Regions from separate parts of the Mus musculus genome. Here all the other regions are linked to region 1. The links are chromatin loops, found by intact Hi-C in ENCODE. Cell type or tissue: heart. All regions are shown on one strand. Region 1 has its middle 39 kb from the start of Gm32815. Region 2 has its middle 25 kb from the start of Gm32913. Region 3 has its middle 37 kb from the start of Gm32969. Region 4 has its middle 30 kb from the start of Gm32913. Region 5 has its middle 10 kb from the start of Gm32913. Region 6 has its middle 47 kb from the start of Gm32913.

Region 1 (4,000 bases):
TGACATCTTGAGACCGTTCATTCTGCCTGGGTGTTTCAACCGATATGGGGCTGTGTCAGGCGAGCTAAGAACAATGTGTGCTACCCTGATGCCTGGATATTATGGGTGCAGCAATAACTAGCTTGCAGAGCTTCAAAGAGCAAAACCGATTTCCACCTTAATAACCCCTGTGGCATTTTTCAATTTTCCAGGCTGCCAGTCAAATGAATGCATGTCTGGGAAGAAAAGAAGACAAGAAAAAGAAAAGATTAACCTCTAAGATCCATGATATAAATTCTATTGGCTAAAGCTGGTCAGGTGTTAGAAAACAAACATGGGCAAAGATGGCCCTGTGTGAACACTGAGCACAAGTGTTAGAGGAAAGATTCGAGGAGAAAATCGGTTTCTTCAAAGTCGTCAGAGTGAAATAATCCTGTCGTGTTTGTTAATCATATTTATTTCCTTTTTCTCTATGTAGGCTGCAACCCCATGGCTTCCATCTGATCTTCCCACTAATTAGCCCGAGTGATGTTTCTGGAAAGACCTACACGGTCCTTTCAGATGATGAAAGCTTGCAGAAAACACATGTCTGCCCCAAGCTAAACGTGTGGATGTCAAGTACAATAAGTAAACAGGATTCTTGATTTTACTCTTTCCTGACACCCACTCTGCAACCTGTCCTTAGGCTCGGCTCACCTTCTCGCCACTGGGAAATTAAACATCCTCTGCAAGGAAGAACCACAACTTACAGAACCTAGGATCGCTTCTATTGACGAAAGGGCAAAATGCAGATGATACACAGCATCTTGGAGGTAAGGAAGAAGCCTTAATACAAGTAAGTAGTGCATTTTACCTTGTTCATTCCATTTCCAAGTATCAGACACAAATTGGATTTTTCTCATGGTTTTCTTTTCTATGAACAAGTGTCCTATGTGAAACTCTTTGCAAATCCTAGGTATAGCAAACGTAAGGTGGGGAGTCGTTGATTTCTAGAGAAAGTAACTCTTTAAACAGGTAGAAAATCTACATGGCCATTCAATGGATTCTGCCTATAGTCAACATTCCTTGTACCAGAGTGGTGGGCAGGGCCAACAAAGTGGCTACTGACTCCAAATATTACTTCAGTTGCTCTCATTCTTTTCCTTAATTTTTTATTTGTTCATTTATTCATTTATGCAAGAAATATATATTATGTAGATATTACATGCAGGATTGTATGGGAAATACCAAAACTGAAAACATAAATGTAGTCCAAACATAAGCATAGTGCTAATATTATTTCATCTTTAAATTCATTTCTTGTCTGAATATGACAGAGTGTCTAACTTGGCTTCCTTTGCCCACCTAAGTCCTACTCCAATCCACTGTCTGCGGTATCCTGAAGGTTGTGACATTTTCAAAATCAGCTCTGCTCTATCACCTTAAAAAATCATCACAGTCATCTCCTGGCTCTAAGATAAAGATCAATATTATTTAAAATTATTAAAATTTTAAAAAAGTTATTCAAGGACCCTAAAATTTTTGGACAGGTCTTAATTAATCCCAAGCCCTTCTTTTGAATATTCTTTATGTACCTGTCTACTGGGCTTCACTTTATTGCCCACTCCCCTTTTATTTTTTTTTAAATAACCCCCCTTTTTTTAGAATAATTTTAGATTTATAGAAAATTTGCACAGATAGTAGTTGTTTCCCATAAGCCGCTGACTCAGTTTCAGTTTCCCCTGAAGTTATCATCTTCTATTTCTGTGTTTCTCTGTCAAAACTGTGAAACCAGCATTGTTGCATTCGAGCAAACAAATACCATCCATTATTGAGATTTTTACCAATTTTTCCATTAGAATCCTATTTTCCATTGATGGATCTAGTCATCATTGATGGGTCTTGACCTTCTTCTGAATCTTTTAGTCCATAGAGTCACTAGGCACGACATTGCACCACTTAAAGCACTCTCATTCTCCCTGACTCCTGCCCCGGACCTCTTTGATGTATGCTTTCTGCTCATTGTTTAGATCTTGGCAGCAAGGTCACTTCCTCAGAGAAGCTTCTTTGGAGTCTGAGTCTGGTGATGGATCCTGTGTTGCCTGACTTTATATCAGGTGCTTCCTTCGCACAGCTTTTCTTAATCTCTGACTACATTTCCTTCCTGAGTCTATTAACTTCCATTTCTGCAACTAGACAATGGGGGCTACAAAAGCACAAACTTGCCTGTTTTGTTAATCATTGTAATCGGCAGGACCAAACGGTGCAAGGTAGACAGTGGCTTTTGTTTCATTTTGTTTTGTGCTTTGCTGCGGCTGTTATTGTTATGAGGAAATATGTTGAGTGGACAAACGAAGGCTAAGAAGCAGTTATAGAACATCACAGGAATGATAAACCGAGTACCTCAGACTTCCAAAGGAAGAGAAATAGAAGGCGGGATAGAATTATTGGGCGAATGGAGAAATGAAGGCTGAGACTTTGCCTGCACCGTTGTGTGGTAAAGTTAACAACCAACCACCGAGAACCTATGAAATGGCAAATTATGTTAGTGTTGTATGTTTTAACTAAAATGATACAATCAATGTGATTTTAGAAAAACAGTGGCGTGATATGGAGGATGACCTGGAACAAAAAGAATCTAGACTGAAGAGATCATTGAGATAATAATCCACCTATAAAATATTCAAGTGGTCATGAATTATAGCATACAACTTCAACCTCATCACTGAGAAAACATAGGCAAGTGCATCTTTGTCTGTTTGAGGTGATCTTGGTCTGTAGTGAAGATTTTAGACCTCTCAAGGCTTCATAATATGACTACAACCCCATTCCACCCACCAGAAAATATTCAACAGTGAAGTAAAGTAAGTCTGATAAAGATAAGAAAATTCTGGGATCATTGACACAACAAGAGCTTGGAAGCACCAAATAGTAGGATAAGCCATTCTCGTTAGAGGAAACTGTGAAGAGAATAAGTTCGAACATCTAGGTTGAGTTAAAGGCTTCATGATGGATGCAGTGGAATAGAGCCTTGAAGAGATGAATTCTGGATTTGAAAAGTCAAGGAGATTGGACTTCATTAGTAATGAGTCATTAAGCAATAATGACAGGATGAAAGTGAGATATCTATCAAATGAGGAGAAGCTAGACAAAAGGAAGATGTGTTGGAAAACTCCAGCAAAAAACTGAGCAATTCTTTTAGAATGTTAATGTTAAAATCATAATGAAAATGCTATGACAGACACTTTTGAAAAAAAGATTGTTTTAAAAGTCCCTGAACTAGTGTCCATTGCTATGTTTAGCACAGGAAATTTTATCTTCAGTTCTTAGAATGGAACGAGTCATTTCCTAATCACTTTTATGGAGAAAACATCCAGGATATCTAGTAGTTTCTCAATATCCATAAATGTTTACTGACACCCCTTTGTCAATAAAGAAGAACATGGGGCATGTTTAAAAAAATAGTATGCATGGTGCTTCTTTCATTGCATATCCTGCTTCTTATACAGTTAAGGGGGTGACTAATACAGGAGATGTGTTTCTGTGATAGCACTCTCAAATTGACCCTCATGTCTTACAACTCCAGGACACACACAATATTTGATCTCTCTGGCCCTTTCCCAGGGTTGTTCACAAGATCTAGAGTATTCACCAAAGGTGAGTGCCTGTCTTTACAACATATTTTATAAAAGACCGCAAAGTTCATCATGACTCTTGCTGAGAGCATTTTCACCCTGAGAAGCCAGCTGCTATATCAAGAGGACATTCAGGAGGCCCATTGAGAGACAAGATGCATATGGTAGGAAGAAGGCTTGGGGACTGGACAGCAGTGCGGAGTTTGGACCATCTACAACCAAATGAATGCACCTAGAAATGGAGTCTCCAGATCCAGCCAAGTCTTGATGAAACTAGAGCTGCTGTTTAACCGCTACCACATCAGAGTCTCTGACCCAGAGCCACACCAAAACACCGCTCTCTACTTTCTGCTCTCACAAATTGGGTGAGATAATTAATGCTTATAATTTTCAACCTGTTAGATATA
Region 2 (4,000 bases), 110 kb after region 1:
TAGAAAACTCTTTTTGTTTTTCTGCACCTAATATGTGAACTTTTCCCACGCCTCTTCTTTAAGGGCAGTCATAAATTAGCAAATTTTATTTTTACCAGCCCAGTTAGACATACATTGCATTAATGACAAATCTCATAATTAAATTACATGAAAAAGCATTGTGTCCTTGTATCATTGCTGGTTTCTCTGCTGTTGTTAGTGTAACTTTCATTTATTAAGATGTGACTGTCTTCAGTAATGTGGCCATCTGTGTTACTAATATAAAAAAAAAAACCTGTTCTTTTATTCTTACATACACCACCTCCCTCCAAACATCTAACCATCAGCTTATTCTGACTTGCCCGAGAGACAAGAACTCTTTCCTCATTTTAAAAGTACTCATTTTAAGAATTTTGAGGTTCTCCTTTTCTCTGTAGACCTAGAGAAAAAAAAATCTCTAAATTTCTGACAATAAACATCATAATCAAATGTGCAGAAGTCCACAGCTATTAGTTAGCAAAGATACTGAGATTATAGAGAAAATGTCCCTAGGCAGTTTGTCTCGCTATTGTGTGCTTTGAAACTGTACAATGCTACTTACCACAGGGCTGAGGACAAAGGGAAGGAAGATGTCAGACTCTGCAAGGCAGTGATCATTTTTCATACATACATTAGAACACCACACTACTAATTCTGTCCCTAGTATTTATGGAAAAACAAAAGGTAAACGTTTTTTTCTTAACAGTTGAAAGGCAAAGTCAGATTTCTGTACTCTCAGGAAAGAACTTATGAAAGAGATAACTCTATGGAAAGAGTATAAACAGAGATATAAAGATGCCAGGATCCATTTTGTAACCTAGTTTGAGTTTTATCTATGTTATATTTAATCTAATTACTAAAGAAAGTGACTAGGCTAGCTCATACTTGATAAAGAGGAAGAAGTACTCTATTCTGGACCAATAAGAATGCCTTTCATATAATAACTTCTGAGAAGTATATATTGCCGTATAACTCTCTCCAGAGCCTCCTATAAGTGTTTGCTGAATAGTTGTTGTTTCCCAGGGAGTTTAACTTTTTAAAGACTCACAGTTTCAAATTTGCCTGCCTCTTACGACAACAATTTTTTTTCAACCAGGCATTTATGAGTACCTTACGGAAGGAGGAGGAATACCCAGAACAAAATAGTCAAGCAACAAGTCCGTGCTCATTTGAGAGTCCATAGGCTTTCCCTGGGACTCTTTACTCCTAATTACTGATGTCAGAAAAGCAATCATTAATGTAGACAACCTGTTCCAACAGCCTCATGTCAAGAGGAGACTGCAGCTGGGAGGCAAATGTCCATACCACAACCCTACAGTCATCATGAAGAGTCCATGAAAATAAATTAGCCATGGACCAAACCTTGTTTGTATTGGGAGGATGGCACTTTTGTGCATTTCACTGCATGGGATTCTTCAAATGCATTTCTTCCAGTTAGCAAGAGAAGAAATCAAAGTGCAAAGAAGTTGGACCTGTGCCCATTTTGCCTGGCACTCAACACTAAGAATCAAGAAGGTTATCAGTTGATTAACACAATAGGATTAGAACTTGATAAAAGATGTTTAGTGTTGTTTGGCCAATACGCATCCTCTCTCCAATACCATTTTATTCTCAAGAACAAAGGGTATTAGGTCCAAGAACTGTTCTGATCCAGATGAGTCAGTCAAGTCCCTGAGAAATCGGAACATCAACCAGGTAAGTAAAGAATTAGATTGGTGCTGTGGATTATAATAGAAGTTTGAAAGTGATAGAGGGGGAATGCACAGCAGGGACTCCCACTGTGGACTGCAAGTGGAGAAAATGTTTAAATGACTTCTTAAGACATAGATCAGAGTGCTTGAAGCAGAACAGCAACACACACACACACACACACACACACACACACGGTAAATAAAGAAAAAGAGAAATGAAGAAAACTGGAGCCTAAGTAATGGTCAGTAATTGAAAGAATGAGTAATGATGGAGCTGGGCAGTGAAGGATAGGTGAAGTCAGGAAATTGGGATTTAACTATTCGGGTCAATAAGAGCTAAGGAAGTTTTGGATGTTTTGTTTTAGAGCTGATTAAAGACTGTTGTGAATACTTAGTAAGGGTACCACTCAAGGTTACAAGTACCACTTTCCTGCCATGCTGGCTAGAAATGAGAACAGCAGGGCTCCTCTTTGCTTATTCTAGCCTGCCTTTGCCCAAGCTGACATCACCATTCACCTGCCTTTCTAGGGGATCAAGGAGGCATCAGATGTAATTGAGCAACCATAGCAAGTTCTGTGTTGGCAGTGAATGGAGTCATTCATTCTGGCTATGGGATCTTCATTACAATTGCATGAGGCTTTCACTGCAGGCCATATTATCAGAGTCTACTCAATTCTGGCACAAGGAGAACTGTCTGGTGGAGCCAACTACAAATGTCATGTCCAGCTTTTACGCACAAAGGAAGTGAGAGCTTTTATATATATATAAAAGTCCAACACCCATTATCACTGATTCATCTTCCCAGCAGCTCCAGGATATCTCAGATTACATTGTCTGACACTGGCAAAAGGGAACGAGGACAAAGTTGAAGGGGAGGGATTGCCACTGGGAAGTCAGAGGCTATCATTTTAGGTTCCAGCTGCAGACAGCCATATTCCACACTGGAAGTCAAGCCAAGGTCTTACCAAATGATGGCTGAAAAGCCTTTATAAAACAGAATGTGAGCCCTAGAGTCTCCTGCTCCTGGCGGGAGCTGAGAAAGGAAGCAATAGGGGCTGGCTGTGATTTTTCTTTGTCTGTGATGACAGAGCAAGAGAAAGAGGTGCCACAAACATGAGGGAGAGGAAATGAGAGATCTTTATGCTGAGCCACTAGAGTCACCAGAGGGGTCTGAAAACTGCAGAATTTGTACAAACACCTGCATGTGCTGATGCGCTTGTGCATGCACACACACACACACACACTTCCCTGGGGGTGTTCCAGAACATAAAATGCAAGGATTATTATTTTCAATGCTTGTTTTGATCTTGCCCCAAAATTTGAATCTATTCTGTGAAGCTCTCCCTAAGTGTCTTCATTGGAGAGGGTCCAGCCAGGAAACAATTATCACAGGTATGTAACTTTGCAAAAAAAAAAAAAAATGTAGGATCTGGTCACCATAGGACTATTTGTTTTACACCAGCAGCTGGGATTTAATGTCTACAGGGAAGGCAGGAAAAGGGAAAATGTCAAATGGGGTAGTAGGGCTAAACTAGAAGCCCCATGACTCTCGCTGGCATCTGTAAGAGAGCTTTCTTCATAGGGACCATCACACACCTTGATCAGAAGCTCTGAGAAGTAGAAGGGGAATCCAGTAGAACATAGAACAGCCCCATTCTTAACTACAGCTTGATGCCAACTAGGTGCGGAATGTGTAATTGAATGGGGAGATGATAGGGCGGGGAGGCAGCCATATAAACTATCCACAAAATTGTCTACTGACTTGGCCCCTCCAGCTACTATAGTTGTGTACCAAAACACTTACAAATATGTCCCTATGGTATACCTTAATAAGACACAAGGAAAAGAAGCCCAGTACAGTACAGTCAATCTGTGTTGCAAAGCTGCCCCATAGGCCTTAAAAATTAATTTTCATAGCTTCATATGGGAGATATCTATCTGGTCTATAAGTACGGTAATGATTTCCCAGGGCATATGAAACACCATAGACTCAGGGCTTAAAACTACATATTCTCTCATATCACAAAAGACTAAAAACCCGAAAATCTATATTTTATCAGGACCATGCTTTCTCCAAAAGCCCCTCAGAGCCAAAGGGAAAAAAATTGTCCTGAAAGAAATATCTGGTGACTGCCAATGATCAGTGTTTCTTAGGACACAGATCCTGGCTCTATTTGCCATTACATGTGATTACGTGTAACTTGTGACTCTCCAAGTTTTTCTTGCTTCTTAGAAAGGTACTAATCCCACTACCCTTTGTACCTACCCTAGTTGACCTGACATTAGTATAA
Region 3 (4,000 bases), 220 kb after region 1:
CACACACACACACACACACACACAGGAGGAGGGGCACAGGCCATATACAAACCACATACACATACAAACATCACACACACACACTTATATAAACACATATTTATTCACATAGACATAAAGACAGGCATACATACATACATACATACATACATAATACATACATACATTTATACATACTTACATACACAGACACACAAGCAGAACTGCAGAAGAAGTGGCATTCAACATTCTAATGAAAGTTATAAAACCCTATCCATACAGTCTGTTTTCTCAGGATTCTTGTGCTACACAACCAAGTGCCTAATGTATATTTTCTTTGACTTTCAGAATACATCCTTTTATATTGAAAAATTTCTCCTCTGAATGCTTACACTAGTAAAACCACAGCTCATGATTCATGTGCCTGATTCTGCTTCACTGAATTCTCACTCTATTTATAGCTGATATATTTTGAGGAATATTTTCTAATTGATGAGGAATTTGTCTCTTCCTGTCTTCCTCGGGTCACCGGCAAATGAAAAATAGGGAGAACCAGCGAGCAAAAAGAAGAGACTTTGTATGAGCGTAGGCTAACTGATGTTGATTATGCATGGTTATTTGGGACTCTTTTTCTCTCATTTGCTTCCTTCCATCAAACCTAGAATATGCAATTTTTATCAAATACTGGCTATGAAGGAAGTTTCGGTGACTCACCCCTAAATTCCACTAACAATTCTTTTGTGTAGTCGATATAAAAATATAACAAAAATTAAGTATAACCATGTGATTTTTTTTTTACTTTCTTCTTTTAAATCTCAACTATAAGCCCCTCATGAACCCACCTCTGGCAGCTTGTTATACCTAAACCTCTTCTGATACTTTGAACCACATTAAAATAATGCCTTTGGGGCTGGCGAGATGGCTCAGTGGTTAAGAGCATTGACTGCTCTCCCGAAGGTCCCAAGTTCAAATCCCAGCAACCACATGGTGGCTCACAAACCATCCGTAACGAAATCTGATGCCCTCTTCTGGAGTATCTGAGGACAGCTACAGTGTACTTACATATAATAAATAAATAAATCTTTAAAAAAAATAATAAATAAATAATGCCTTTGAATTGTCTGTATCCCTTTACAGGGTTAAACTTAATATGAAGAGTTTCTAGAGCCACCAATGTACAGAGTGTGTCCTTAAGACTGTTAGGAAGAAACACATTTTAGGCCATGTTTTCTTCCCATGCCACATGTTGCATCCCTCTGGGAATCCTCAGTTCTTCCCACTCTACCTAAAGAGTCTCCAAAGGAAGTTCTGTGTTGACTTTTGTATCACCAGGAGTTTCTTTCCAGAGGTGGGATGACTACACAATATCCACCCTTTCCTTACAAAAATCCAGTGTCAAATCAAAGTTCAAGTTCGTCAAAGTGTTGACTGGAAAACCCATGGGTTTATGGGGATTACTTTACACGGCATGAGTGAGGACTTATTGGACTCTAAAGCAACTGCCCTGAAAAGCCCAGCATGAGTGACAGCTGCATATGGAGTTCTTTTCTCAGCCTATTCTTACTAGTGCCACCCCCCCCACTCTCTCCCAAAACTCCTAGGCAATGTGCAATTAGAAGTGCTAATAACTGACTTGGAGGACTAGCTCAGGTTAGAGCCCAGTGATTCGCTATGTCCTCTTCCTTCTATGAGAGAATGCCAACAGTCAACACACCCAACTGTAGTGATATTTTACAAGCAGATAAGACTTGTTCGTAAAAGTGATGCTTTTTCTGCCCAGAGAATATTGTTCAACAACATGTTGGGAGGAAAAAGACAAGGAATTCTGGAAATTTTAGTAAACCCATGGTTTTGAAGTTCCATAGACATGCAAAATGCATGGTCATATAGCTCTGTTTTAATACCAATATATTGGTTTATTATCTATTATTAGGCCATTGGATAAGTTTTATTATTCGTGTGAAGACTTGTAATCAAAGCTTAATCAGAATGATAGATTTGGATTTTGTAAGCCATACTATTTGAAGATGACAAGCATATTGTGCTTCCAAACTACTACCTGTTATGTGGCTTGAGCCAAAATTAACACAATGAGGACACCCCATCTAACCTCCCAGGACCGCCCCACAGTGGTCACAGTGGTCACTTTGTGCTGAGCACACAGTGCCATCACATGGTCATATGAGGAAGAACAGCAAGCCTTTCAGTTTGACCTTGAGTGGAAGGAAATCCAAGGCACTGCCTTGGCCTTCTGAGAAAGATCTCTTCTTTGCACAGGGGCAGTGTGTGTGTGTGTGTGGTGGCAGGTATAGATTTTTCTAAAATATGACCAGCAAGAGAAAACTAAACAGTACAAACTCTGGAGACGCTACTGGAAAAATTCATATCTGTCTTTAATAATCAATAGCTTTTGTTGGCATGCTGGCTGTCATCACAAGTACTGTACGCCTGCAGACTGCAATATAATCAAGCTTTCATTTATATTTATGTGGCCAGGAGGACTTTGTATTTGATGATTTTCAAAGATGCATGGACTTGGCTCTATTTAATTCTGATACATTGGTCTATTATCTATAAGAGGCCATTGGCTAAATTGTACTATTCACATGAGAGTCAGTGATAGAAATTTATCAGAATGATAGCGAAATATTCAGATTTAGGTTTTCTTCAACAGTAATATTTGAAGATGATAAGCACATTGTGTTCCAAGCTACTATCAGAGCTAGACTTAGGAGAATCTTATTGTAAAACAAATGCATTATTAAAATAGTTTGTCACGTTGCATTAAGAGGGAAGCAGCATGACAGTTGATGGAGCAGGAGAGACAGGATACCCTAAATGGCTGCAGATAAAATCCAAGTCTGCTGAAATGAAACTCGGAGAGCCCTGGGGGAGGTCACCAACAAGGAGTGGGGGTGGACTTTCTGCCTGCTCCATCACTAGCAGAATTAAGTTTTAGTTGGTTTTAGTAATAAAATGTTTGACTTCCATCACTGTTCATTCAAAGGTGATGAAGCACTTCAGTTTCTACACCCTTTCTTTTGTTTATTCAACATCCTCGAGCTGGTGTTCCACACTTGACAGCTATTATGAGAGGATCTTCAAAGAGGGTAGTCATGGCCATTGTCCTGAGGGACCTGACAACCTTGAGTGAAAATACTCAAGATATTCTGATTGATATAATGACTTAATTACTTGATGGTCAAGTTGACAAGATTTAGAATCGACTCTGAGAAAAGGTTCTGGGTGTGTCTCTTGAGGGCATTTCCAGAAAAGATTGGCAGAGTGGGCAGCCCTTTCTAACAAGCGATCCCGATTTAAAGAGCACCAAATCTCTGTTTCCTGCCTGCCTCCTCATCTTGCTGGTGAGTGTTTCCATTTCTGCTGTCACTGCTGCCACCATCCCCTGCTGCCATCAGAAGTTAGCTCCTTTCACCCTTGTGATGTGGACTGAAGACCAGAAACTCTTCAAGATCTTTCAGGCCTCCAGTGCTTATTGGTACTGTTGAAGTGTCAAACTGCATAATGCATCATCTCCAGACTGAAGATGGCCATTATTAGACTATTCAGTCATTATCATGTAAGCTAAGCTGATGATCTTTCATAATATGTATACGATTCACCAGTTCTGTTCCTCTAGAGAACCCTGCCTAATACAGGGTGTAACAAAAAGCAGGAAACACCTCCTTCCTAATCAGCTCTTCAAGGACATTAAACAAACAGGTGCGCTATGAATCCTAATAACTGTGACCCCTTCAAAATATTACCTTTGTGGTGATGTCACATTAAGAAGTACATGAATCTGTCATTACTGTTTCAAGTCTTCTAGGATTAACATAAAGGATGAGTCAATGGGGCTGGATTTCAGGATGCTCTGCTTAACAAGTAAGAATGATTGAGTTATTTGGAGCTACATGGAAAATAGAGAATGTCATGGACCTGGTGTCAGAGGCCAGGGACTTGTTTTTATCTCTGTCACCTCCTGCACCTAGGACCCTGGAAAAATTATTCCACTTTCAGG
Region 4 (4,000 bases), 110 kb after region 1:
TAATCATGACTGAGCTCGATTGGATCTGGAATCAACTAAAAGACAGACATACCCCTGGAAAGTCTCTGAGGTTATTTCCAGGGAAGGTTATCTGCAGGGAATAGACCCTCCCCAGAGTTGGCTGCATCTTCTGCCCTAGATCTACAGATGCCGCAGGGGAATGTAGTGCCGTTTGCTTGCTGGCACATGTTGCTGGTGTGTCTCTACTGCTAATGCCATTGACCTCGCATATCAGACTCCAGTTCCAACCCAGGCTGAAGACTGAAAGTTCTCTAGGAATCTTTCAGGCTTTTATCTCCAGACTGGGGCATTATAGCCTCAGGAACCAGAGCATCTACCAGAAGCTCTCAGCCTCTCTAGCATGTGAAGAGCCATTACTGGACTATGAAGCCCTTGTGTGTAAGCCAATTTAATATGTCCTTTTTATAATATATATTAAATATCAGATCTGTTCCTCTGGAGAAGTCTATGATCCATGAAACTTACAACAACCAAATCTTATTCTTCTTCATTTAACATTGCTTTGTGTGCTCTGTCTTCCTCTGTAATCCACAGGATGGGCTATAAAGTCACAGATGGCTAATTTATTTCAGCTATCTGGACATCTCTTACTTCTCTAAATGTTTTAATACATGTCTACTATGTCCTTTACCTTGACTTCTCGAAGGATGCTTCTAGATCAACTGTGGGAGCATCGCCCAGGAGCCTGATTGAAATGCACAGTCTTTGGAACTTCGTCATAGTTACTCCCTCAGACTCCACATGTGGGAAGTTTTCTAGTTAATTCACATGTATATTCATTTTCAAAGTGGCACATCTGTGGGTACTGGAAATGGCTGTGCCTTAGAGGAATGAAGACCTAGGCTAGAAACTTGCTATGCTAAATTTCTCTCCTTGTGACCTTTAGAAAAGTATTTTGCATCTCTGACTCTCAATATCCTCAACTACTATGGAAACTGTAAAGTGATCCAAGAGTCATTGCAGCAGATTCTTAAGTCTCCCTACAGTTACTAAATCAGATGCTCTCAGAAGGTTATGTTTTTAACAAGTTCCCCAGCTTATCCTTAAGCACACTTTTACTTAATAGTCAGTACAGCCAATCAATACAAGGAACAATCTTTTCTGTCTTCTTGTCATTGCCAGTGACATTAGAGTAACGCAAAGAAGAGGAGCGATTTGAATAATCTCTTGGAAATTCATGTTCATGCCATATTTTGCCTTCCTTCTTTAGTCTACACCACACATAAGGAATTGGTAGTTCTCCCTAAAACTAAGTTGTGGGAGGAAATCATTTTATGCAAGACCTTTCATGGTAGGCAAGCAACATTCACAACATTCTCCCTCAACAAAAATGTATGGTGTATAGTAGGTGAATACTTCTATCAGTGGCTACTCAATGACCTTCTGACTTGGAGAGGAATACCCATAAGGTTGCAATGAAAAGTAGTTTCTCATTTTCTAATTCTCAGATGTTTCTTTGCCTGTCTGCTCATTAAACTGTGGAATATATCAAGTACTTTCTTCTAACTGTGATGGATGTAGTCTTTGCTAATCAAAGTAATCCTTTCAACAGTGTCCGAAATCTTAAATTAGGAAAGAAATGATGGTGACAAACATTTGGTGAGCCTCTGCTCTATGGCAGACACTACAGGCTATCTTACACTATAGGCACCTCTACGGCTGCAGACTCAGGAAGTCCCTTCTGACTTCCTAAGATGCAAATGTTGACCTGTTTCATTCTATGTGAGGATGAGCATTGGACACATTGTTTGCATATATTCATATATATGTGTGCGTGTGTATATATATATATATATATATACTATTCTGAAGTTCATTTACCCCAATAGACCCTTGAAGCATGCAGGCACACACATGTGTGGATAGACACACACACACATACACACACACACACACACACACACACACACACACACACACACACACACACACATACATACACCCCCTTAAGAATTGATATGTCTAACTTGTAATCTTTTCAGCATTTTAGTCCATTCACCATTTTTAACTTCACAGTATCATGAAACTTAGTTCATAAGATATTGTTTAGTGCCTTTTCTGTTCTTTGGGGCCCCAATACACAAGGTTAGGGAGAATTACTCAGACACTAAATGATGACAGTGCCTATGAAGACTGGCTCACATTATTCTTTAGAATGAAGCCTGTGCAAAGAAATATATTGGTGCTATGTGAGAAACAAGAAATATGATGTCAGGAAAGGGCTCTGGAATTCCCCAAAAGGAAGACTTGGTATTTGGCTGAAGGAGACAGATAAGGTATGGAAAGGACCTTACTGTTTTGCAATGGAAGATCAAGCAGGCGAAGCATTAACTAAACAAAGGAGAGGAGACAGGAAACTCTGGAATCTACCCAAACAAATGGATTGCTTGCAAACCAGGGACTGTGTTAGAAAAAGCAGGGAGTCAAGATTCTGTCAATATTACCAAAAGCATGGAATGTCAGGCTGAGGTCCATGTCATATATTAAGAAAGTTTCAGAGACATAATTTGCGGAGAGTACTTAGAAGACACAAAAGCCAGTGGTAATAAACAGGAAAGCTGCCAGCAAACCAAAACCCCTGAACAAGTGGTGGAGGGGAGGGGAAGCTAATGATAGCATTCCATGATATATGTGCTCATTTCAGAAGACTGTGCATGGGCAGGAAGAAAAGCAGACACATAACGAAAGGCAGGAAACAGAGTAGGCCACCTAGAATCCTTGCTATCACCAAGGACTACTGCTACATCTTCCATTCTGCTTAGTCTCCTAACTTTGTTGACTCTGCAACCTTACTTGTGATGGGATGAATAATATCACAGGGGATCTCAGAACTGACTCAGTGAAATTGTAAAATGCCCCATTCCAACCAGTATCTTTGTATCCAGATCTCCTTTTCTCTCCCCAAGTTCCTGCTACTCAATGTGTGATCAATGTGCACCAGCAGGAGCACGAATGAGGGGCGAGGGGGGAGGGAGAAGTTAGAAATTAGACATCCAGGCTTCTTCCCAAGCTACAGAATCAGGTTGATATGGTCATCAAACATTCATGCTCCCCCAAAGCTTTGGAAGCATAGCCCATACAATCTTGAAATCTCCCCACCCACATCCCAGACTTCTCAGCCTGAACTTCTCCATGGTTTTCCTACCTTCCTGAAAAGAAGGAAAGAGAAAACACAGGAACGCATAGAACATAGCCCTGACTAGAAGAATTGCCTATGACTGTAACACAGCAGCACTTTTTTTTTCTTTTTGCTAAAACTGTCACTAAAGAGCATTTTGAAGACAGTTTTTCAAAGTGAATTTCAAAAATGTTCGAAGAAAAATGACTTCCAAAGACAATTCAGTTGGCAGTTTTTTCTGCTGTGTTTGTATGGTTGGGACTGTCTCATTATTTCATTGGCATACCCATAGTCAAGCTTTTAAAATGATATGTAAAGAAAAAAAGGCACTGTGCTGGTGACAGAAGTAATCCAATTTTAAGGCAACAATCAGGACCTGTGGCTGAGAGAAGAGAATCTTTGATTCTGTGGATTAAGGATCAAACTCAGTCCTGAACACCTTTTGCATGTGGCCACCATTTCAATCAAAGCCTTTAGGCCCTTGACATCATAAAACAACAACATAGGAAAGGATCAAAGGATGGAGAATTCTCTGCAAGGAAGGATGAGTTAAGATGCTGCCAACACTGGTATTCTCGGCACAACATCAGCAAGAATGGGATGCTGGTAAGTTTGTGAGGCAGCAAGAACTGGCATTCCGATTCTGAGCACAGAGAAGACAGCGAGGTGATCTCTAAGGCCTGTGCTGTGAAGGGGCATTAGTGATGAGGAAACGAGAGCTGGAAAACAAACACGCCCGGATCAACACCTCAGATGTTCATCCACCATGGACTTAAGTCTCTTCATAACAGTCTTCAAAATACTTCACAAAATCTGCCCAGAGATACCCTCTTGAATTCCCTAACCTTGATGAGAACCAGT
Region 5 (4,000 bases), 94 kb after region 1:
ATGAGTGTGTATCCATTCCCTTGCTTTGAATATGAGACACAAACTCAAAAGCAATGATCATGTAAATGTGTTCGTATGATTTTCTTTCTGCCTCCCCTCTCACACAGAGAACATTGCCCAGCATTCTCAGCCTTCAGAAGAATGCGTCACGCTTTCATGTAATGGTCTGATGTTAGAAGGTCTGGACTCATATGGATCTTCCTCCAGCTCGAAATCATGCCAGGTAAGCTGTTTAGGTGTGAGGGCAGTGTTGTCCTCAACTTTTGCAGATGATGTTGTGACCATTTATGTCTTAAATTAGGCAGTACATTTTGCTTTCCTTGCTTCCATTCAGCTTCCTAGTAGAAATCATCTATTTTAAGTGTGGACAGTGACAGTGCTCTGACCATGTTGGACAGCTCCAAGACAAAGAAATCAGCAAAACCACATGGAGACCTTAAGTAGACTTCATGCTTAATTTTATACATTATTTTGAATAGTAAATGTAGAAACATAAAACTGATTATTTGTAACAATAACATTGTATCTAAACAACATGAAAATATTTATTCTTGAGTCAAAATGACTGCCACCTCAATGCTTAATTATACCCAGAGCGTGGTTTGTGTTCATAAATTCCTTTTAAGGCTTCAGGAAATTCTGGAAAGCAAAACCACATTTCTGAGCAAACATGGTTTAAGTTTCACTGAGGGACCGTGAAAACTACATCCTGTGGAACACACACGGGGTATTTACAGGAAATGTGCTCTGCGATACTGAGCCTGTTTGGTCTGAATGGAAGATCACATTTTCATATTTTAAGGTCAAATTACATCAGCTTCTTTCCAGTAAAAAAGAAAAAAGAAAAAACAAAGCATCATCATAGAATGTTAATATCTGTAAAGCCTCAGCGCTTCCCTACTGTGATCTCTCAGGATAATTCACTGAGGACCGGACAGATGAGCTGCAGTACTCATTTAATACCCAAGTTGTGCTGAGGAGAAAGGATTTCCAGGATAAACCATTTGCAGGAGAAATTCAATCTACAGCCTTTGTTTGCAGAACATACACTTAAAGTAGAAGAGAGAACCCTCCACCACACACAAATTCATATTCCCCCTGTCATCTATGTATTTCATATTATTGAGCTAATTTGGAACTCTGGCCTTTGTGATTACATAAAATCATTTCAGTGAAAGAAATGACCAAAGTGATTCATCTTGGTGTCCTCTCTCCATACTTTTTCTCATCCTCACTGTGGAGTTTGTGCTATTGTTATGGTTACAGGACCACACACAAAATATATTCAATAATCATTTCCTGAGCCCCACTGCCAGGTTAAGAATGAGACAAAACACCGCAGGAGTTTTCACATTTGTCTTCGGTGTGTGTAAAATCCAGCTAGAGAGAGAAGGTACTTATGGGACTAAGAAACAAAATCACAGTCGGATGAATGATCAGGGTGGTACCCATGACTTTAAGAACACAAACTGGAGTTGGAAAGACTCTTGCATCCTTCCAACAACAGGAAATGAAATTCCCATTTCAGGGACATAAACTTGAATTCTGTTGAGGGACATTTTGGCTGCTGTAGCAGATGTTTGAGACCCCATGCTACAAATAAGGAGTGTTAACGATTACAGGTGGTTATCACACCAAATTGACAAATAACAGTAACAACAACAAAAAAATCCATGAAAACTTGAGTGGCTTCTGTGAGGTTTGCTGGCAAATTTTCAAACTGCAAAAGGTTGCTCATAAATTATCTTCCAAGTTGATTTCTTATTTCTTTGTTTGCTGGTGAAATGTTTTAATGAGCACCGACACCACCTTGATGCAACTGGGAGCTAGTGTTATTTGTGGAAAACAGGTTAGGGTACTGCTCAAGGACATACCTTCGTGAAAGATGTTTCCACCCCAGCAAAACATCAGTGAACTCACAAATCTTCCGGTGAATTGGGGACAGCCACAGCAACGATCAAAGCAGGGAGGTTTGGGTCCCTGGAGACCTTTCCTCGCAGATTCATACAGATGACTCTTTTGAGGTCCTCTGGGCACGTTCTAAACAGTCATCCTCCTTTCTCATTCTGCGAGCGTGTGCAGCCTGAGTCTCTTGCGCGAAATCACATCCATATCTGTCATGTGCAAGGGTCAAACTGGATGATAGACAGCTCTCCCACCCACACATATGGAAAGAACACCACTGTTAATATTCCTGCTGGAGACTGAGCAACCTAGATCTATAGGTTAAGTAAATGCTGTATCAAACTTGCCAGCCTACAGGGGAAATTGCAGTATAGTACCATTTGCAGCATACCTATGTTGTCCTCCTTTTTTTTCTTTTTTTCAATCCTGAAGGATTAACTATTGCAATTTTTCCCCCCACGGAAATTCAAGAGGCTAAATAATCCACCCAAGGCCATACATACAGCAAGAGGGAAGACTTTAGGATTCTATATCATTGTTCTTCTTTGATCTAGGGTTGAAAATAGTTCACAGGAGTTTCAATTTTCAATTTAAGCAACATAAAAACATGGTGACTGTTTAACAAATAAGCAGAAACTGTATTGAGTTAATACTGAAAGATGTTGATAAAAACCAAATGCTCTTTGGAAGTCCAGCTGATATTATTTTGGGTGTGAAGAAGCTAAGGAAGGCGCCCCGAGCACACTTTGGAATTTCTTTTAAATAGTACAGCACCCGACCTGAAGTGGACTGTAATACAGAGCACTGCTCCCTCTAAGGTAGTAATTCCACACGCGTGCACACCTTCTCAGAACCTCAGTCTGGAATTTGATCATTTGTCCAGCCGTGCACAGTACCTTCTACAGTGTACTGAGTGAAAATCGGAACCCAGTTTTATCATATATCCATACGCTTCCTTGGTGAGCAGTTAGTCAAAAGTCAGGGGTTTCAGGTAAAACATTCAAATCCACTGCGCTACACTTAAGAATATAAATGTTACTCAAAAGCTACTAAAATCCCATGCCCTTGAAACGGAATGAAGAAAAATGAAAGGGGAAAATATTTCTTTCTTACATAATATCAATCTTACTCTATTCCAATTGCAGTTTGAATGCAGTGTAAACAAGACTATGAAAAATTCCCAGCATTTTACATGAACCATCATGTTCTTCTTTTAATTTCTCCCTCTTTCATTCCTCTCTGTGGAGGCATTGGTTTCAGAGTAACAGGAATTGAGATTGGGACTAGTGTTGACAACTTGACAGAATCAAGAGCCATCTAGGAGAGGATTCTAGATATTGCAATGGGGGGTTATCTTGGTTATAATGATTGAGGTTGGAATACACACCTACTGTGGGTAGACCCATTCCCTCCTGAAATTCTAGATTACATAACCTGATAAAAATGAACTGAATAGCTGCAAACATTAGTCATTCTCTGCTGCTGTGGTGGCTGCTTTCCCTTTTGATTGTTTTATTTTTAGCTATAGGTGTGTGTGTGTGTGTGTGTGTGTGTGTATGGTGAGGGACATGAACACATGCACACTGAGCCCAGACAAGGAGTATCAGCTCCCCTGGCACTGGAATTATAGCAGTGAGCCATCCGATGTGGGTGCAGAGAACTGAATGATGATCTTCTACACGAACAGTATGTGTGTCATCTCTCCAGCTCCCCTTCTGCTTCTTGACTGCTTTGTGCTATGCACCCTCAAGCTCCTCACCCTGTGATTTCCTTGTCTTGGTGGAATATAACCTGGAACTGTAATCCAAATAAACCCTTCCTCCCTTGAGATTCTTTTCTCTGAGTATTTTATCACAGCAAAAAGAAATGTTTGGTAACAAAGGAGAGAGAGCAACTTGTTCATTCATTCATCTAGAGAATATCTGACTATCTACTTTTTTTCCTGAAGGATATTGTTAACCAATCAAAAATCCTCATCCTTATGATACGCCTATTCTAGTGATGGGAAAGATGGCCAAAAAGAAATAAAACGGAGTATGTATTAAACAGTTGGCAATAATAAAAATAGAGATAGTTAACTACCTGAGATGCAATT
Region 6 (4,000 bases), 130 kb after region 1:
AGTATGCACACTATTCAGTATCATCCATAACTCTCAGGAGCTCTTCGGACTTGGAACATTCCGCCTCTCTCAGAGGAGACTACACAACTCTTACTTGTGCTTTGGACACATACATTTGTGACACACTGTGGAGGAGACGGAAGAAGGCCATTTGGTGGGCAGCTCTTCTATGGCCAAATCTTTTATCAAAATGCACACATCTTAGATGATATTGTAGTCAGCTACATCATATCTGACTCTGATGTAGTTAGAATATGAATTCCCTTAATGAGACCTATTTGTTGAAAGGAAAACCAGATTGCAGGCCAAAAATAACTTTAAGTCACTATCTAGAATCTATGTAAACAGGTCGTTTCATTTAGATGGTTTGGAATTTTCAAAATTGTTTGAAATCTGAAAAACCTAGACCCTGTGATATGGGATGATATGATTAATCAGACAGGCTCAATGGCCTCATTCCAGAATAGTCTCTAAAAAACTCATACCCTCCCCCGGCTCCCCAAACACCCATTTTGAGATAGCCAGGATAATTTTCTTCATTTCCTGCCCAGGCAGCTGTGGAATGTTGTAATTCATTGTTAGACAGCTGCACCAATGCTCCTTAGAAAAGGATACATCTTGTCAAGGATACAGTTATTCTCAATTTTTGAGTTTATTTTTTTAACACCGCAAGTACCCGCCAGATGTAGAAATAGTCTAGCCTGAGAAGCCTCAAAGGGAAGCCGGATCTAACATGTGCATCCCCGCTTGGAGGTCAGTGCTACAAATACCCTCACCAGGTCGCCTGTAATCTTCTCTGCTCCAGCAAACAGTCCAACCCACTCCTTCTGGAAAATCCTCTGGACTCCTCAAAATAACTCCTTTCTCGCTGAGTAAACTTTAACCCTCTCCTGGAAGCAGATAAGAAAATGCATCCCGGAAGTGAAGAGGAGTCAGTTTTAATCCTCAATTATCTCCTCTCTCCTCATCCACCAAACAGCCGTGTTAACTTCTGATCTTTACTAGGAAGCTGTGATGAGAGCGAAAGAAAAACTGGAAGATTAAAATCTCTCTGCGTCAAAAGCAGAAAGCAGACTATGAGATGGGAGGCTGAGAGGCAGTGTGGAGTGAAAACAGGAATAATAGGAGTGGGGACTGTAGACCAGGAGATATTAGCAAGAGGAGAGGGCGGTGAGGGAGAGAGGGTGGCGAGGGAGAGATAGAGAGAGGGAAACTAACAAAGTCCACAGATGTATGTATGTGAAGATGACAGGAAGAAATCCATCTCTTTGTATGCTAAGCAAAATAATAATAATGATATACTTCAAGGGATAGAGATACTCACATAAGAATAGAAATTTCCCTCAGATAATGAGAGACATGACTTGGAAGATTCCTAGGATCAGATATGCTTTGAATCAATAGTAGTGTCATGAGAGAACTAAGACATTAAATGACAGAGGAAATGGCTATTAGGTCGAGGGACATATGTTTAATATGTTCTAATGTCAAGGTTTGTAATTTAAATATCATGAATCACAAACAGGAAAATTACGAAGGAAATTTTTCTACTCTTAGGGTTTCCTTTGCTTTCCAAATAATTTGATATTTTACCACTATTTCGACTTTTTGAGGTATGTTAGAGTGGGGGAAATGGACCCTGAAACAATTAAATTATTCCCTTGTTCCTTTCAAGAAATTTGTGTTTAATAGCTATTTGGAGAATGTCTCCCAATAAAAGTTCCCATTTCCATTTCAAAATATCTAATACTTATTAAATTTCGACAAGTACCAGCCAAGCTATCCAAGAAGTTCACGCAATCAGTCATGAGACTATCACGTTCCCCAGATAGAAAGGGACAGAGAGGCTGTCCATGAGCAAAGCCAGCAAGTTCAAGAAATAAAAGAATCAACTAAACTTGTGCAGTCAAACATCCCTTTGAGAACTTCTGAGTACCTGGAGCCTACTTAGCACCTTGCTGGGCAGAAGCAGCAACAAGGAAAATCCTGAAGGCCAAAGCCCTTCTCACAAAGCTTGAGGGAGGCAAGGGAAAGACATCTGCCACATAGTTTTAGCGATGTAACTGCAGCAGCCCCAGTAGAGCTCAGGAAAGTCAGCAATTCTCCCAGTTCGTTGTCCTTAGAAGTTACTTCTTTCCCCCAGTGCCATTCACGGTGCTCAGCGCCTTGTTAGCATGCTTTACCACTTCTCTGTATTCCTGGATCGTGTTTCACTGTTGCTTTAGGTTTTTTTGTTTGAAAGCTGAGTCCTACTTGGTACCTCAGCTTGGCCTTGAGCCTTGAGGGAGGACAGCATCTGTCTGAAGAGCCTAACTCTCAACCAACACATGTCCATCCAGACTATAAGCAAATAGAAATAGAACTGTACATATCTCTCTAGATAGGTCACGTTGAGCGGCAGACATGTTCCTGAGGTCCTTGCCATGATAAAGCCCAGCCCCTGCTCTTGAATTAATAAAAGGCATTCAAAAGTAAGAGGCAATCTCTTATGAAGGGATTAGAGATCCTAAAAATCTGACAGAAAATTAGCATTGTACTCTAGCCATATCATTATATATGTTTCTTCTCTTAAGTTCAACACTGAATTTAATTGCATCAATTAAATTTTTTGTCTTATCTCAGATTATATAATTAGCTTGAGCAGATCTCTGCTTTCCCTATTGTTCTTTACCAAACTTCACACACACACATACACACACACACACACACACACACACACACACACACACACACACACACACTGCTATTTTTCTGAATTGTTTTTTTTTTTAATTACACTTAAGCATCCATACTGCCCCTAGACTGACAGACTTCAACAAAACTAATTTCCCATCCTCTTATCAGAGGTCGGTAGTGAGGCAGCAGCCACATGGAAACTATTTATAAGCTGCACAGGGCAATGAAATGCCAGAAAGTAAAATTGGCTGTCTTAAAGATTTTCAACAGACATTCTAAATCCCAGAGCGATTTCTTTTCCAAAATTTTAATAATTAGTCATTTTCTTAAGCTGTGACAAAAATAAAGGACAAAAGCTTCCTTGAAAGGATGTTAGAATTGTTGTACCCTACTTTGTCAGGAAACTTAATAAATGTCCCACCAAAGAGGGTCAGGAACAGACATCCTGCCAGCCTCACTGCAGATAAAAACTCTACTGATAGGCAGTTGAGCCCCTGACCTGCAAATTAACACACCCTGCTTTTCCAGATGGCGATTGTCCAGAGTGTGGCCTGACAGTCATGTCAAACAGGGAGAAGACCCGACTAACAGCCTCATTTTCAATAGTGAGTAAAATCAGGATCTGAAGCCAGGTCTCTGAAGATCAGATGCAATGACATGAACTTAGTCCGCTAATAAACCACAGCCAGGGTGAACAATCAGGAGAGTGGGTGCCGTATGATTCTGCTGGCAGGAGGAATTACATTAGTCTCACTTGTACCTTCTGCCTTGGCATAAAACTTGGAAAGAACTTTAATCAGTTTCTAAAACTCCATGTCTGTGCATTGTTTAAAAGCATTAAAATGCATTGTTGTGTTAGTTTTGTTTTGTTGTTGTTTTTCTCCTCCTCCTCCTCCTCAACCACCTCCTCCTCCTCCTCCTCCTCCTCCTCCTTCTCCTCCTCCTCCTCCTCTTCTTCTTCTTCTTCTTCTTCTTCTTCTTCTTCTTCTTCTTCTTCTTCTTCTTCTTCTTCTTCTTCTTCTTCCTCTTCCTCTTCTTCTTCTTTTCTTTTTCTTCTTCTGGCAAAATCATCTTACAAATAGCCTCAGGAGCAAATTTATATATTTTATTATATTATTCTAAGGGGCAAAGTTCAAAGGAAAAACCATAGTTTTATCCTTGAATTATGAGTGAAAAAAACCAAAAAAAGTGCACATCAAACCATTGTTGAAAGAACAAGAGAAGCATGTCAAGTCACTTTTTGAAGTATTTTTAAACATTTTATGTTTTATATCTAGAAGTAAGTAATAAATGCTTAAAATTATGACTTACTTCACTGAATTCA

Evidence for each region. A loop is a pair of places that touch in the nucleus more often than their neighbours do. Peaks named below come from ENCODE experiments on the same cell type or tissue, not always from the same donor. Only the 100,000 strongest peaks of a DNase experiment are listed, where the experiment ranks them.
Region 2: a loop joins it to region 1, with 2.1 times the contacts of the local background. A loop is called at or near these places in 4 of 42 quality-filtered maps.
Region 3: a loop joins it to region 1, with 2.3 times the contacts of the local background. A loop is called at or near these places in 4 of 42 quality-filtered maps.
Region 4: it touches region 1 in a loop (1.9-fold over the local background); 3 of 42 quality-filtered maps call a loop at or near these places.
Region 5: a loop joins it to region 1, with 1.8 times the contacts of the local background. A loop is called at or near these places in 3 of 42 quality-filtered maps.
Region 6: a loop joins it to region 1, with 5 times the contacts of the local background. A loop is called at or near these places in 3 of 42 quality-filtered maps.

Annotation. Positions count from the first base shown.
Region 1 is chr14:86,337,131-86,341,130 of GRCm38, forward strand. No RefSeq gene overlaps it. Among named protein-coding and RNA genes, the nearest start is that of Gm32815, 39 kb to the left of the region's middle. In heart, no CTCF peak of the experiment used is centred here; a DNase peak (open chromatin) is centred at 2,071.
Region 2 is chr14:86,445,710-86,449,709 of GRCm38, forward strand. No RefSeq gene overlaps it. Among named protein-coding and RNA genes, the nearest start is that of Gm32913, 25 kb to the left of the region's middle. In heart, no CTCF peak of the experiment used is centred here; no DNase peak of the experiment used is centred here.
Region 3 is chr14:86,560,814-86,564,813 of GRCm38, forward strand. No RefSeq gene overlaps it. Among named protein-coding and RNA genes, the nearest start is that of Gm32969, 37 kb to the left of the region's middle. In heart, a CTCF peak has its summit at 2,148; no DNase peak of the experiment used is centred here.
Region 4 is chr14:86,450,999-86,454,998 of GRCm38, forward strand. No RefSeq gene overlaps it. Among named protein-coding and RNA genes, the nearest start is that of Gm32913, 30 kb to the left of the region's middle. In heart, no CTCF peak of the experiment used is centred here; no DNase peak of the experiment used is centred here.
Region 5 is chr14:86,430,687-86,434,686 of GRCm38, forward strand. No RefSeq gene overlaps it. Among named protein-coding and RNA genes, the nearest start is that of Gm32913, 10 kb to the left of the region's middle. In heart, no CTCF peak of the experiment used is centred here; no DNase peak of the experiment used is centred here.
Region 6 is chr14:86,467,500-86,471,499 of GRCm38, forward strand. No RefSeq gene overlaps it. Among named protein-coding and RNA genes, the nearest start is that of Gm32913, 47 kb to the left of the region's middle. In heart, no CTCF peak of the experiment used is centred here; no DNase peak of the experiment used is centred here; H3K27ac peaks cover 1,441 bases.